2 separate regions of the Homo sapiens genome follow, and region 2 is linked to region 1. Evidence: read pairs that join two places in POLR2A ChIA-PET (ENCODE). Cell type or tissue: PC-9. All regions are shown on one strand. Each heading gives the region's core, and the rest is flanking DNA. Links, peaks and the distances in the headings are about the cores only.

The links. Peaks named below come from ENCODE experiments on the same cell type or tissue, not always from the same donor. Only the 100,000 strongest peaks of a DNase experiment are listed, where the experiment ranks them.
Region 2: POLR2A ChIA-PET joins it to region 1 with 21 read pairs; 6 of 35 experiments call an interaction of 5 or more read pairs at or near these places.

The regions. Positions count from the first base shown.
Region 1 is chr9:129,773,634-129,781,488 of GRCh38, forward strand. No RefSeq gene overlaps it. Among named protein-coding and RNA genes, the nearest start is that of PTGES, 25 kb to the left of the region's middle. RefSeq lists enhancers at 1,433-1,999, 3,391-3,906, 3,537-3,831. In PC-9, for the core only: no CTCF peak of the experiment used is centred there; DNase peaks (open chromatin) are centred at 3,698 and 5,038; H3K4me3 peaks cover 373 bases; H3K27ac peaks cover 2,753 bases.
Region 2 is chr9:130,067,129-130,074,983 of GRCh38, forward strand. All of the region lies in intron 1 of GPR107 (G protein-coupled receptor 107), which reads left to right. Among named protein-coding and RNA genes, the nearest start is that of GPR107, 17 kb to the left of the region's middle. In PC-9, for the core only: no CTCF peak of the experiment used is centred there; no DNase peak of the experiment used is centred there; H3K27ac peaks cover 782 bases.

The sequences.
Region 1 (7,855 bases), core at 1,109-6,108:
TTTATGCAGAGGACAAGCTTTTAACCAGTCCCACCAGCTAAAAGGGGTAGAAAGTGAGTAAACCAACCACATTTACTCTGAGACAGTCAACAAATACACAGCAGCCGCTTAGGACACACAAGGAAGTTAACTCATCCCCCTCATGACCTTGGGTCGCCAGGGTTAGATGTGCTTCTGCCAACATAGCCCGAGGAGGAGGGAGTGTTTTGTGGGAGCCGCTTAACACCCTGTCCTCCGCACCCGGTGAGGTCAGCACCCACTTTCCCACAACTATTGGGTAAACATACACCCAGCAAACCCTGCCTGAGGCCCAGGGCCAGGGACTCACGTGTGAAGGTCTGCAGCCTTCCACTGACTATTAGTGCAATGGGGTAGAGACTGGTAGAGAAAGCATTGTCTCAGGCTGGGTGCAGTGGCTCATGCCTGTAATCTCAGCACTTTGGGAGATCGAGGCAGGAGGATCACTTGAGCCTTAGGAGTCTGAGACCAGCCTGGGCAATACAGGGAGATCTTGTCTCTACAAAAAGTTAAAAAAAAAAAAAATAGCCAGGCATGGTGGTGTATGTCTGTGGTCCTAGCTACTTAGGAGGCTGAGGAGGGAGGATCACTTGAGGCTGGGAGGTCGAGGCTGCAGTGAGCCATGATCATGCCACTGCACTCCAACCTAGGTGCAAGAAAGAAAGAAAAGAAAGAGAGAAAGAGAGACAGAGAGAAAGAAAGAAAGGAAGAAAAAAGAAAGAAAGAAAGAAACAAAGAAACAAACAAACAAAGAAGGAAGGAAAGAAACAAAGAAAGAAAGAAACCAACAAAGAAAGAAAGAAAGAAGGAAGGAAGGAAAGAAAGAAAGAAACAAAGAAAGAAAGAAAGAAAGAAAGAAAGAAAGAAAGAAAGAAAGGAAGGAAGGAAGGGGAGAGAGAAGGAAGGGAGGGAGGGAGGGAGGGAGGGAGGAAGGAAGAAAGGGAGGGAAGGATGGGTTTGTCTCTCAACGTAAGAACCAAAATGAAGACATGTGTGTCTACCAGGTGAGGAGAGAAGTACGGAGAAGAAAGGGGAGGGTTGGTGGGTCCCCCAGGAGCCTGGTTGGCTGGTTGGAAACCAGAGGGTGTACTGGACAAGGCCCAGAATGCGGACCTGCCTGGGCCCCAATAAGGGGTCCCTCCCCATCCACAGGTAGACGCATCGCCCCGAGGTAGACACATGTCCCCTAGGGAAGAAGCCTTCGGCTACTCCTCACGTGCAAGTCACATGCTCCTCTCCCTGCTGGCACCACCATGGCCACAGCTGATGGGCAGGGGTGAGCACCTGGCTGCAAGCAGCCAATGGCGAGGCCAGCCAGCAGCCAATGAAATCAACAGCCCGATGTGGGCCTGGGCTGAGACCCACCCCCCAGAGGAGGCTGGGCTCGTGGCCAAGGACTCGGCTGCCAGCAGCAGGAGCGGCCACAAGAATGTGTACCCCTGGGGATGACAAGAAGCCCCTACAGTGAAATCCACTTCGGCTCTTCACGGGCCCTGGGGTCTTCACCTGGGTCCTGTGCCCACGAGGTCTTGGGCCCCAGCATCCTCACAGTAAACCCCTTTATCCCGGGGTCCTCAGTGCACGTCTGGCCCAGCAACGGCAATGAAACCAACAAACTGCCACACACTAGAGCTGGGTCCTGCGGCTCTGCCACCTGCTCTGTCAAACGCTGGGGTCCCCAGAAGCCACGGCCCCTGCCAAAGGTCATTTTGGGTCTCATTTGTCATCTGGGTACTTAGGGTAAAACGATATTTTCTGTGCAAGCCCCTCATTGCTTCCCTGTCTCTCCCATCCCCTAACTCCACCACCATGAAGGCCTCCCTGCTCTCACCCACTCCAAGAGCTGGATTTTCCCTGGCACAGAGAGCATAGCACCGACCCAGACAAGCCCTTTGCCACATGCGTCCTGCCAGGCATGATTCTGGCCACAAGGATGCATCAACTGCCACTGGAGCTGTGGGTGTGTTGTCACTGTGAAGCACATTGCAGCAGCAGCTGAGAGGAGAGACCAACCAGCACCCTGGGGAGGGGGCTGCATGCAGAGGTTGGGAAGTCACACTTTGGCTTCAAGCCAAGCAGAAGATCTGGCCCAAGAAAACAGGCTCATACCTCCTGGACAGGGTGGCCAAGAGACAGAGCTTCAGCTCAGGCTGGGACGCCAGTTGGGCAATAAAATTAATGACAATAATTATTATTATATAACAATGTTGATGACATTACTGGCCAACTTTACCTGCCAGACACTATGCTTGGTGCTTTATGTAGATCAGTTCATTGCCCTCATGTAGCAATCCTAGGAGGTGGGTCTATTATTATCTCTATTTTATTTTATTTTATTTTATATTTTTTAGAGGCAGAGTCTTGCTCTGTCACCCAGGCTGGAGTGCAATGGTGTGATCTTGGCTCACTGCAACCTCTGGCTCCCAGTCTCAAGCAATTCTCCTGCCTCAGCCTCCCGAGTAGCTGGGACTTCAGGTGCGTGCCACCACACCTGGCTAATTTTTTTTGTATTTTTTAGTAGAGACAGGGTTTCACCATGTTTGCCAGGCTGGTTTTGAACTCCTGACCTCAGGTGATCCACCTGCCTTGGCCTCCCAAAGTGCTGGGATTACAGGCATGAGCTACCTCGCCCGGCCTAATATCCCCATTTTAGAGATGAGAAAATTGAGGTTCAGAGGAGTGACATGACTTAACCAATGTCTGTGCTAAACTACAGTAAGATAGATAGATAGATAGATAGATAGATAGATAGATAGATAGATAGATAGATAGATAGATACCTATGTCTAACTACCTACCTACCTACCTATTGACCTATCTACCTACCTACCAACCTGCCTATCTCTCTATCTATGTGATATATATGAAAAAGACTCTTCAGAGAACTGACTCTGCTGATGCCCAGAATAGGGTGCGGGAGACTCATCAAGCTGATCTCCCATGCTGGGCCCAGCTGGATGTTCTGACTTTACCCAGAGTATCCAGATTTCAATTAACTATCTCGGAACCACAGTAAAGGAGCGTGTGCGCTATAGTTGATTGCTCAGCCCGAGCACAGGGCTGGGTAATCTTACTCCCAGAGGGTTCTGAGGTTGGAGCCTGGAATGGACCAGCTCTCTCCCTTGCCATTCAGCCCCACCCCCACCCCTGGAGCCAGGGACTCAAGCAGCCCAGCTTGACAGTCCTGGGAGGCCTGACCCCCGGCTGGGATCTCGTCATCAGCAATGCACCCAGGCTCTGGGGACAGCATGGTCTAGGGCCTCTGAATTGGCCATTATCCTAGCGGGAAGAAATGCTTCTCCCTCCAGGCTGAAAGCTGTCTTTGCTCCCAGTGATCACTTGCTCCCCAGCTCTGCACAGATTGACCCGCACACCTAGGCAGGCAAACACAGCAGTCCTAAGACCAAGAGCCAGGGTGAGGCCCTGGCAGAACAGCCATTGGAATGGGATGCCGGAGTGTCCCCAGATGGCGCCCGGGGGTGGGGTGGACCTCTTGCCACAGCAGAGTCTCCAACTGGAGCCTGGGGTTCACCCAAGACAGCCGTGGCCCTCCCTCTCACCACTTACCCCGTCCCCAGGCGCCTCTGCCTGAGCTCATCAGGCAATGACCGCAGTGACGTCACCCGGGAGGCCACGGCCAGCTTGAAATCCAGGGAGCTCCAGGATCCTGCCTGCTCCTCCCTCTCTCTCTAGCATGACTCAGGCAGGGACTGGCCCTGGGCTGCGGAAAGGCTCTCCACTTTTACACAATTGCTTTCCTCACTCAAACCACAGGCCCTGTGGGGGCCCCCTCCTCTGTCTCTCAACCCTCTGCGGTTAGGGTTCAGATGCTGGGCAGATGAAGACCCTGTTTGCTGCGAGAAGCCAAGACCAAGCCTCAGGAAATTGCCACAGTGAAGGGAAGCTTCCTCCGGAGACACCCTCTGCCTTGCACTACTGGGTCCCGTCAGAGCTTCTTCATCCTCCCTCCTCCCTCCTCCTCTTCCCATCTCCTCCTCCCCTTTCCTCTTCTCTAACCAAGAAAGTGACTTGATAACTAAATTCAACTTGTTAGTGACAGGACCTATGATTTTTCCAAAGGGTTGCTATATTTCTGAAAAACAAAGTCTGGTAGTAGAACATGTGTTCATTCATTCATTCATTCACGGAGGCGTGGAAGAGCAGTTAAAATCACGGTCAGACACCCTGTGGGTGTGTCCCAGCTCCTCTGCCATTCGCCACCTTTGCAACCATGGCCCAGTGACTTCCAGTCACTCCCCCATCCCCTCATGTGGGCTATGTTCTGGCTTGTTAAGATGAGGCTTGCTGGGGGCTCCCGGCAGTTAGGACCCGCCCAGGGCAAGGTGATGATTAGGAGAAAGGCTGAGGCTGGGCGAGGTGGCTCACGCCTGTAATCCCAGCACTTTCGGAGGCCTAGGCGGGAGGATCACATGAGGTCAGAGGTTCGAGACCAGCTTGGCCAACATGGTGAAACCCCATCTGTACTAAAAATACAAAAAATTAGCTGGGCGTGGTGGCCGGCACCTGCAATCCCAGCTACTCGGGAGGCTGAGGCAGGAGAATCGCTTGAACCTGGGAGGCGGAGGTTGCAGTGAGCTGAGATCGTGCCACTGCCCTCCAGCCTGGGTGACAGAGCAAGAATCTGTCTCAAAAAAAAAAAAAAGAAAAGAAAAGAAAAAAGAAAGAGGATGTCTCCAAAGGAGATGGGAGGGTTCTAGAAACCCAAATAGTAGAGTAGTAGAGACAGGCCCCAGGGGTGGAGAGGCCCAGGAAGGCAGATTTCTCCTTAATCACAAGGAAAGAAAGAACATTTTCTAGCAACAGAGAGGCTCTGGGGACATGGGATGCACAGCCTCAGGCCCACCTATCACTGAACATGTTCCAGCGTCCTGCAGAGGAGGGAGGCAGGCCTTGGAAAGTTCAGATTCCCCAAAGAGGAATGCATGGAAGCTTCTTTCCCTGCTGTCTACCTTAGTCAGCTCAGGCTGCCATAATAAAATGCCATTGCCAGGTGTGATGACTCACACCTGTAATCTCAGCACTTTGGAAGCCTGAGGCAGAAGGATCACTTGAACCCAGGAGTTCAGGACCAGCCTGGACAACATAGCAAGACCCCATCTCTAAAAAAAAAAAAAAAATAGCTAAGCGTGGTGGCATGCACCTGTAGTCCCAGCCACTTGGGATGCTGAAGCAGGAGGATGCCCTGAGCCCAGCCGTTTGAGGCTGCAGGGAGCCATGATGGTACCACTGCACTCCAGCCCAGGTGACAAAACAAGACCTTGGCTCTAAAATAAATAAATAAATAAATAAAATGCCACAGATTGGGTGCTTAAACAACAGGAATTTATTTCTTATGTTTGTGGAGACTGGGAAGTCCAAGATCCAGGTGCCTTCTCACTGTGTCCTTACATGGTGAGAGAGAGTAGAAGGAAGTTCCCTGGTGTCTCTTTTTATAAGGGTACTGATCCAATCTTGAGGGCCCCACCCTCATGACCTTATCAAACCCTAATCACCTCCGAAAGGCCCCAATCTCCAACGCCATCACATTGGGGATTTGGAGTTTGACGCACAAATTCTAGGGGGACACAATTCGGTCCTTAGCAAAAGGCCCCAATGGGTGTCTGCCCTGCCTCTCAGAACTGCACCCCACACCAGCAAAAGGGGGTGGCAACCTCCATGCTAGATTCCAATAGTATGTATGTATACATGTATGTATGTATGTATGTATGTATGTATGTATGTATGTATGTATTTATTTATTGAGATGGAGTTTTGCTCTTGTCGCCCGGCTGGAGTGCAGTGGTGCGATCTCAGCTCACTGCAACCTCCACCTCCTGGGTTCAAGCAGTTCGCCTGCTTCAGCCTCCCAAGTAGCTGGGATTACAGGCGCCTGCCACCAGGCGCCAGGGAAAAGACAAAGAAAGAAAAAGAAAGAAGAAAGAAAGAAAAAAGAGAGAGAGAGGGAGAGAGGAAGGAAAGAAGGAAGGAAGAAAGAAAGGAAGGAAGGAAAGAAGGGAAGGAGAGAGGGAAGGAAAAGAGACAGACAGAAAGAAAGAAAGAAAGAAAGAAAGAAAGGAAAAAGAGAGAGAAGGAGGGAGGGAGGGAAGGAAAAGACAGAGAAAGAAGAAAGAAAGAAAGAGGGAGAGAGGAAGGAAAGAAGGGAAGGAGGAGGGAGGGAAGGAGGGAGGGAGGGAAGGAAAAGACAGAAAGAAAGAGAAAGAAAGAAGAAAGAAAGAGGAAAGAAAGAAAGAAAAGAGAAAGAAAGAAAGAGAAAGAAAGGAAGGAAGAAAGAAAGAAAGGAAAGAAGGAAGGCAGGGGAGGGAGGAAGGAGGAAGGAAGGATTGATTGATTTTAAAAATGATTATTTAGGATCAGGCGCGGTGGCCTGTAATCCCAGCACTTTGGGATGCTGAGGCGGGCGGATCACCTGAGGTCAGGAATTCGAGACCAGCCTGGACAATATGGCGAAATCCCATCTCTACTAAAAACACAAAAATTGGCTGAGCGTGGTGGCCCATGCCTGTAATCCCAGCTGCTCAGGAGGCTGAGGAGTGAGAATCTCGAACCCAGGAGGCAGAAGTTGCAGTGAGCTGAGATTGCACCATTGCACTCCAGCCTGGAGGACACCACCTCTCTCCATAAAATGTGGGCAGTGGCACCTAGCAGAACGTTCTGAGGATTAAATGAGATTCAGGGTGCACTGCACTTTCCCCAGGCGCCTGGCCTGTGCAAGTTTTCACATGGGCTAGCAATGTTCATTAACCTGGATTCAATTCAGTCTGGGTTCTGGCTTCCCAAGACAACGAAATGCAAGGTTTAATCCTTGATTAGATCTTGAATTTAAAAAACAAAACAGGTTGGGCGTGGTGGCTCACGCCTGTAATCCCAGCACTTTGGGAGGCCTAGGCACGTGGATTACCTGAAGTCAGGAGTTGGAGACCAGCCTGGCCAACATGGCGAAACCCTGTCTCTACTAAAAATACAAAAATTAGCTAGGCATGGTGGCAGGTGCCTGTAATCCCAGCTACTCGAGAGGCTGAGGCAGGAGAATTGTTTGAACCTGGGAGGCGGAGGTTGCAGTGAGCTGAGATTGCGCCACTGCACTCCAGTCTGGGTGACAGAATGAGATCCCATCTCGAAAAAGAAATGAAAAGCAAAGCAAGACGGTATGGGTATTGTGGTTTTGGAAGAGCTCTCCTTAATCTTAGGAGATACATGATGAAGGGTGTAGGGGTGACATTTAAAAATGTCTGCAAAGTGCTTTGAAATAGGTCAGTTAAAAAAAACAAAAAAGAGAGGCCAGGTGTGGTGTGGCTCACACCTGTAATACGAGCACTTTGGGAGGCCAAGGTGGGAGGATCACTTGAGCCCAAGAGTTTAAGACCAGCCTGGTCAACATAATGAGACCAAACTCTAGAAAAAATGCAAAAATTAGTTGGGTGTGGTGTTGCATGCCTGTAGTCTCAGCTACTTGGGAGGCTGAGGTGGGAGGAACGCTTGAGCCTAGGAGGTTGAGGCTGCAGTGTACAAAGATTCCGCCACTGTACCCCAGCCTAGACAACAGAGCAGGACGCTGTCTCAGAAAGAGAGATCATATTGGGATGATGAAAATATTTTAAAACTGACTTATGTTGGTGGTTACACCATAGTAGGTTGGTAAATTGACTATGATGATGTGGTAAAATCCCTAAATTGCACACTTAAAAGGGTAAATTATGATATGGAAAATATGCCTCAATAATGCTACTTGAGACATTCACTGGATTAGACCAAATTGACCGATTTATTTATTTATTTAAGACGGAGTCTCTGTCACTCAGGCTGGAGTGCAACGGTG
Region 2 (7,855 bases), core at 1,063-6,062, 290 kb after region 1:
TCCCTCTTATGTATGCAGAGAGAGTTCTAGTATAATGAGACTGTGCTGTGTACGCAGAAAGGTTGAGACTACTGAGCTAATAATGATAACTGTTTTGAGCTTATTTGGGGAAAATGAAGTGTCCTATAAAATCCAAATATTAAGTGATAGTAATAGCTGCTTGTTATTAAAGCATCTGTGATAAGTCAGAGACTGTGCTAAATATTTGATGCTTTTTATTCGACTCCTCGTAGCAGCCCCTTGAGATAGATGTTATTATCCCTGCTTTATAACTTAAGAAAATGGAGCTCTGGTTAAATAAGTGGAGGAGTCAGAGTTTGAACCCAGGTTAGCGCACCTTCCATTTTACCTGCACTGGGTAAGCTTCCAGTGCCTAAAGCCCTCAGTGACTGTCTGAGAAGACAGCCCGTTTGCCAGCAGCTCAGTCTTCTGTGTAGTTCTTCTCTCACTTCATGTGCTTAGCTGGTGGATTTTTGTTATGTGAGTGAATTTGACCCCATTCCATTTGTGAATTGCTATGTATGTGCAATGAGCCAAGAATTATAATATTAAACTTCTTAGGTTAGTTTCTCCTACCACTAATAGAAGGCAGCTAATGACTGGTAGTCCCCCCCCACCGCCCCCTTTTTTTTTTTTGAGACAGTCTCACTCTGTCATCCAGGCTGGAGTGCAGTGGTCTAATCTTGGCTCACTGCAACCTTTGCCTCCCAAGTCCAAGTGATCCTCCTGCCCCAGCCTCCCAAGCAGCTGGGATTACAAGCGGGCGCCACCACGCCTGGCTAATTTTTGTATTTTCAGTAGAGATGAGGTTTCACCATATTGGCCAGGCTCAAACTTCTGACTTCAAGTGATCCTCCCACCTCAGCCCCCCAAAGTGCTGGGATTACAGGTGCGAGCCATCGAGCTCAGCCATGATTGGTAGTCTTATTCTTGTTTTCTTTTTTTTTTTTTTCTGTATTAGTAGAGAAATTGCTTGTGGTGCCTGAAGGTACTTTTTGCTTACCTTTTGGATCTGATTTTTGTTTTGATCAGTGGTCACAAATTCAAGATGCGGTTAGAAGCCAGCTTGGTTTTGTAAGTCGGCTGGCTCAGTGAGACCGCAGGGGAAGGGGTAGCAGAAGAGCACAGGCTCCTGCCACAGTGGCCCCTGCTCGTTGCTCCAGAGAATGGGTTCTTATTGTACTGGAACGTGGCCTACAAGCTCTGGATCTTGTGGCTTTTTTTTTCTTCTCTTTTTTTAAATAAGAGAAGCTGGAAATTCATGTTTTTACGCGGAATTCATTGGCAACTGATTCAAATTTAAAAACAAAAGTAAAACAAAACACTGTGTTAGCCATGTATAACATGTGGGTTAATATAAGTCTGTAGACCCCCAGTTGGTGAGGTGAAGCTAGCTCAGTTAAGTGTTACTGTATTTCTTATTTTCTAAAATTCAGTTTATAAGAAAAACTAAATTGAGGTATCATTACTCTATTTTTTTTATGACTGAAAGCAGTTTAATATGAAGTCGGTGCAGAAGTTCTGACATTTAGTTAAAATAGCAGAACTGTCAGTATAAAACAACCGTTTTTAAAGTGAGGAAGAAAAGAGCAAATACATCAAAACAGTATGTCCTCTTTTTTATTTTTTTTGAGACGAGGTTTTGCTTTGTCACCCAGGCTGGAGTGCTGTGGCGCAATCTTGGCTCACTGCAGCCTCCGCCTCCTGGATGGGTTCAAGTGATCCTCAGCCTTCTGAGTAGCTGGGACCACAGGTGCACACTGCCACACCCAGCTAATTTTTTGTATTTTTGGCAGAGATGGGGTTTCACCATGTTGCCCAGGCTGGTCTCAAACTCCTCAGCTCAAGTGATCTGCCTGCCTCGGCCTCCCAAAGTGCTGGGATTACAGGTGTGAGCCAGCGTGCCCTGCCCTAGGATATACTTTTTATTTGGTTGTAAAAAGTATGTGGTAGTTAAAAAAATAGATTTGGGACTTAATTCTGAGTTAGGTTACTGGCCCTGCCATCTACTAGCCTAATGATTTTATGCAAGTTTTAACTCTGAGCCTCTGTTTCCTCATCTACCAAATGGACATGTTTGAGGCTACTTGCCTCATAGAGTTGTAAGAACTTGAGGTGATGTATGAAGCTCTTAGTGTAGTACTGGAGACAAGGTCAAGTGCTTGCAGTCTCTGAAATCCTTGGTGAAACAGGCACCCTTTACCACGGTGTCAGTGCTAATGGAAATGATAGGCTGGAGTTTGAGAATGTAGCTGAACCTCCATTGCCTGTGTCAGTGCTAATGGAAATGATAGGGTGGAAGTGGAGAAGGTAGCTGTATCTCCATTGCTTGTATCTGGTATTGTTATCCTCATGCTGCTTTGTCACATCCTCCTCGCTTGTACTTTCTTCAGTCTCAAGATATCTATGCCTCTATGACTTTTATAGTGAGGTATAGTTTACGAAGTCACTTCCATACATATCTTATTTGACATGACACGATAGCTTAAAATGGAGGTGGGGAACAGGTTAGGTGAAGGTCCTACAGATATTATTGGCAACAGTACTTTCTTTCTTTTTATTTTATTTATTTTTTGAGACAGAGTCTCACTCTGTCACCCATGCTGGAGTGCAGTGGCACGATCTCAGCTCACTGAAAACTCTGCCTCCCGGGTTCAAGCGATTCTCTTGCCTCAGCTTCTCTAGTAGCTGGGACTACAGGCATGCACCACCACACCCGGCAAATTTTTGTATTTTTAGTAGAGATGGGGTTTCATCATGTTGGCCAGGCTGGTCTCAAACTGACCTAAGGGTATCTGCCCACCTTGGCCTCCCATCGTGCTGAGATTACAGGCATAAGCCACCGTGCCTGGCCTCTTTTTTTTTTTTTTTTTTTTTTTTTTTAAATTTTTTTGAGACAGGGTCTTGCTCTGTTGCCCAGGCTGGAGTGCAGTGGCATGATCTTGGCTCATTTGGCCTCGTGGGCCCAAACTGTCCTCCCACCTCAGCCTCTTGAGTAGCTGGGACCATAGGCTTGCACCACCACACCCGGCTAATTTTTTTTTTTTTTTTTTGGTAGAGATGGGTTTTCACCATGTTGCCCAGGCCGGCCTTAAAATACGGGGCTCAAGTGATCCTTCTGCATTAGCCTCCTGAGTAGCTAGCATCACAGGCACCTGCTATTACTCCTGGCTATTTATTTATTATTTATTTTGAGACAGAGTCTCGCTCTTTCGCCCAAGCTAGAGTGCGGTGGCGTGATCTCGGCTCACTATAAGCTCCGCCTCCCAGGTTCAAGTTATTCTCCTGCCTCAGCCTCCCACGTAGCTGGGATTACAGGCATGTGTCACCATGCTTGGCTACTTTTTGTATTTTTTGTAGAGATGAGGTTTCGCCATGTTGGCCAGGAGGGCCTCAAACTCCAGACCTCAGGTGAACCACCTGCCTTGACCCCCCAAAGTGCTGGGATTACAGGCGTGAGCCACCGCGCCTAGCCAAAAAGAAAAAGTTGAAAGGATATATATTTGCCCTTATTTATGAAAGACTTGAAAGAAATTCACGAAAGTATAAAAAAGTCAGTGCCAGTGGGATTGTGGGTAACAATTTTTTTTTCTTTTTTTCTTTTTTTTGGAGATAGCCTTGCTTTGTCTCCCAGGCTGGAGTGCAGTGGTGTAATCATAGCTCACAGTAGCCTCAAACATCTGGGCTCAGGGGATCCTCCATCTCAGCATCCCCAGTAGCTGTGGCTACAGTTGCATGCCACCACGCCTGGCCAAATTTTAAAATGTTTTGTAGAGGTGGGGGTCTTTCTGTGTTGCCCAGGCTGGTCTTGAACTCCTGTCCTCAAGTGACCCTCCCACCTCAGCCTCCCAAAGTGTTGGGATTATAGATGAGAGTCACCAGGCCCAGTCCTAACTTTTTTTTTTTCTTTTTTTTTTTTTTTTTTGAGACAGAGTCACACTCTGTGGCGCAGGCTGGAGTGCAGTGATGCAGTCCCAGCCCACTGCAGCCTCGACATCCTGGGCTAAAGCAATCGTCCCACTTCAGCCTCCTGAATAGCTAGGATGCCACCACAACTGGCTAATTTTTTTTTTTTTTTTTGCTAGAGATGGGGTTTCTCTGTTGCCTAGGGTGGTTTCAAACTCCTGGGCTCAAGCAGTCTGCCTGCCTCAGTCTCCCAAAATGTTGGGATTATAGGCGAGAGCCACCTCGCCTGGCCCCTCACCCTTTTTTTTTCTATCAAATGTTACTGAATATAGCTTTTTACATTTAATGTTGTATCATGATTACTTTCCCTTGTTAGGAAATGATAATGTGAAAATGGCTCTCATATCAGATCTAGTTTGAAGCCCCAGCTTTATTAGCTATAGTCTGCTTGGCCTCAGGTAGTCATTTCTCCTCTGAACTGGTGTCTTCATCGCTACCGTGGGGCTGCTTCTCTTAACCACACTGAGCTGAGCGAGGGTCAGAAATCATAGGTAAAGCCCTTGGCACATAACCTAGTTCTTGGAAGACTCTGAAAACTGGGAGTTGTGATGCTGTTGTTATTATCATTATTATTATTATTACTATTTTTGTTTTGTTTTGTTTTTTGCGATAAAGTCTTGCTCTTGTCCCCCAGGCTGGAGTGCAATGGTGCAATCTCCGCTTACTGCAACCTCTGCCTCCCAGGTTCAGGCGATTCTCCTGCCTCAGCCTCCCAAGTAGCTGGGATTAACAGATGCCTGCCAGCAAGCCTGGCTTATTTTTGTACTTTTAGTAGAGACGGGGTTTCACCATGTTGGCCAGGCTGGTCTCAAACTCCTGACCTCAGGTGATCCGTCCGCCGCGGCCTCCCAAAGTGCTGGGATTACAGGCGTAATCCAGCCTTATTATTATTATTTTTGAGACAGTCTTGCTCTGTTTCCCAGACTGGAGTGCAGTGGTACAACCCGGCTCCCTGCAGCCTCTGCCTCCTCGGTTCAAGCACTTCTGCCTCAGCCTACCAAGTAGCTGGGATTACAGGCACACACCACCACACCTGGCTAATTTTTGTATTTAGTAGATATGGGGTTTCACCATGTTGGCCAGGCTGATCTTGAACTCTTTCTATTTATTTATTTTTTTATTTATTTAATTTTTTTTTTTTTTTGAGATGGAGTCTCGCTGTCGCCCAGGCTGGAGTGCAGTGGCGTGATCTCGGCTCACTGCAGGCTCCGCCCCCTGGGGTTCACGCCATTCTCCTGCCTCAGCCTCCCGAGTAGCTGGGACTACAGGCGCGTGCCACCTCGCCCAGCTAATTTTTTGTGTTTTTAGTACAGATGAGGTTTCACCGTGTTAGCCAGGATGGTCTCAATCTCCTGACCTTGTGATCTGCCTGCCTCGGCCTCCCAAAGTGCCGGGATTACAGGTGTGAGCCACCGCGCCCGGCCTTGATCTCGAACTCTTGACCTCAGGTGATCTGCCTGCTTTGGCCTCCCAAAGTGCTGGGATTACTGCCATGAGCCATCGTGCCCAGCCGATGCTGTTTTTATTGTTTAAAATAGTCTTCAAAAACCTGTTTTTCATGGCATTGTATCATCAAATGAAATGATGATGCAAAGGTTTAAAAAAAAGGAATGTACTATTTATGTTGGGGGGGGAACTGCTATCAGGTTGCAATCGAAACATTTTCTGGAAAAAAAAAACAAAACAACAAGAAAACCTGTATTGTGGTGGCCTAAGTATAAATGAAAGCCTAGCAGGTTTCCATTCTGCTGCAAAGCAGCTTCATGCTGGACCAATTAGAAAAGACATACTTTTAAAATTAAAACTTTATTGAAATGTAATATACATGGCTAAAAATTACTCATTATAAGCAAACAACTCAGCGCATTTCCAGAACGTAGACACACTCATGCAGCCCGCAGGAAATGAGGCAGAACCATTACCAAGCCCCTCCAGAAGCACCCTAAGCCTCACCTTCCCTCAAGTCCCAGGAAAGCCCCTTTCTCCTGAGAGTGGTCACTGTCTTCACCTCCGTCACCACAGATGATTTCCCCCTGCATTCCAGTTTGTTTTACATGAATATGGCTGTGATTCATATACGTTGTTTTATGTGGCAGAAATTGTGTGTTCATTTTCCCTCATCCTCTCCCTCTGCAGTCCTGCTCCACTGAGGATTCTGCCAGAGAATGAAGCCCTAATGTGCTAAGGCATCCATTTATGTAGTTGAGTTAATGTCTCCTGTGCCTCTAGGAGGGTAGTCATCATATACTGTCCTTGAGAGAATTGAGAAAATAGATACTGAAGACATTTTCCGTGGGTTTAATTCTCTCAGAGAATTCCAAGAAAGGCTGGGAGCCTTAGCTTTTCTGGCTTTTACCATTGACCCACTCTTGTAGATTCCAGGAGATGACCTCTGTTATCTTATCTGGCTTTTCTAATTGTTCTCTGTGAGAATGTTGGTTTGCTGCAAGCCACTCCAGCCCACCAGGAAGTGGAAATCCAGCAAACATGTTTTCACCACATAGCCAAGCTCCTAAGAAAATAAGGGAAATTCCCAGGGGCCCAAAAAAGGGAAGAAGGAGCTGAAACTCCATTGGGGAAAGAACAGGGAAGCCAGGGCTTCCCTGTGACGTTGCAGAAACTTGAAGCCCAGAGGCCTGGGTTTTTTGTTTGTTTTGTTTGTTTGTTGTTGTTGTTTTTGAGACAGAGTCTCACTGTGTCACCCAGGCTGGAGTGCCATGGCACGATCTCGGCTCACTGCAACCTCTGCTTCCCGGGTTCAAGTGATTCTCCTGCCTCAGCCTCCCAAGTAGCTGGGATTACAGGCATGTGCCACAATGCCCGGCTAATTTTTTTGTATTTTTAGTAGAGACAGGGTTTCCCATTTTGGCCAGGCTGGTCTCGAACTCCTGACCCCAAGTGATCCTCCTGCCTCGGCCTCCCAAAGTGCTGGGATTACAGGCGTGAGCCACCACGCCCGGCCGAGTCCTGGGTTTTTAACAGATGTTGAGGGGAAACAGGGACCATAGCCTTAGGCCTGAGCAGGGAGGTGAGTTGGAACTGTGTCCCTCTGCTTCTCAGCCCATAATCTAGGGCTGTCAAAAAGCTATGAATGCAAGAGTGGGCAGGAAAGAAAATCCTGCTAGTGATAGTGCAGTGTGGTGTAGTTCTGTGGGGGAGAGGAGGGGATTTAGTTTATGCTGTTTCTGCCAAAGATCTGCTCCACAGCCTGTCCTCACAGGCCTTTGGTGTTTGCCATTAGACTACCCGGGATGTCCAGGAAACCCCAAATCTAGAAATAAAAAGTTACCCTTCACACCAAGAATCAAATTGCAGACTTACGGAAGGTGTTGCAATTTAGCCAAATCTCAATATAAAAATTGTTACACAACATAAAGTGTGTTTGTGGAAGCCCAGTTTTAGAAGTGTTCACTGACACCATTGCTCTGTTGGCCCTGCAGTGTACTGACTTAGTTGAGATTGGAGTCAGGATGTTGAGACAGCATCAAGCAGGTGGGGTAGGCGTCTGCCCATGTGATTCAGTCTCACCAAACCTTAGGATTATCTTGTATCCAAAAGACTCTGTCTCCATGTCGCTAATTCCTATTCCTGGGATTCCTCTTGCATAAGGCTTTGTTCCCTGAAAACCCATCATCTACTGTATCACTTTTAGGTGAAAATTCACCTTTTTAAATAATTGACTTATAGCTTAGCTTCATTCTTTATCCTGCCAATGGGAGGAGCCAGGTACACACAAATTGATAAGAGGATTTATATAAATGAGTGTATTCTTGGAACAGCTTCAGCCGCTCCTTTTCTTCCTCCCCACCCCCCAGCATGTTTTGAGTGCCTACTAGATGCCAGGCATTGTACTATCAGGAAGGATGTGGGGATGACGATAACATGGTTC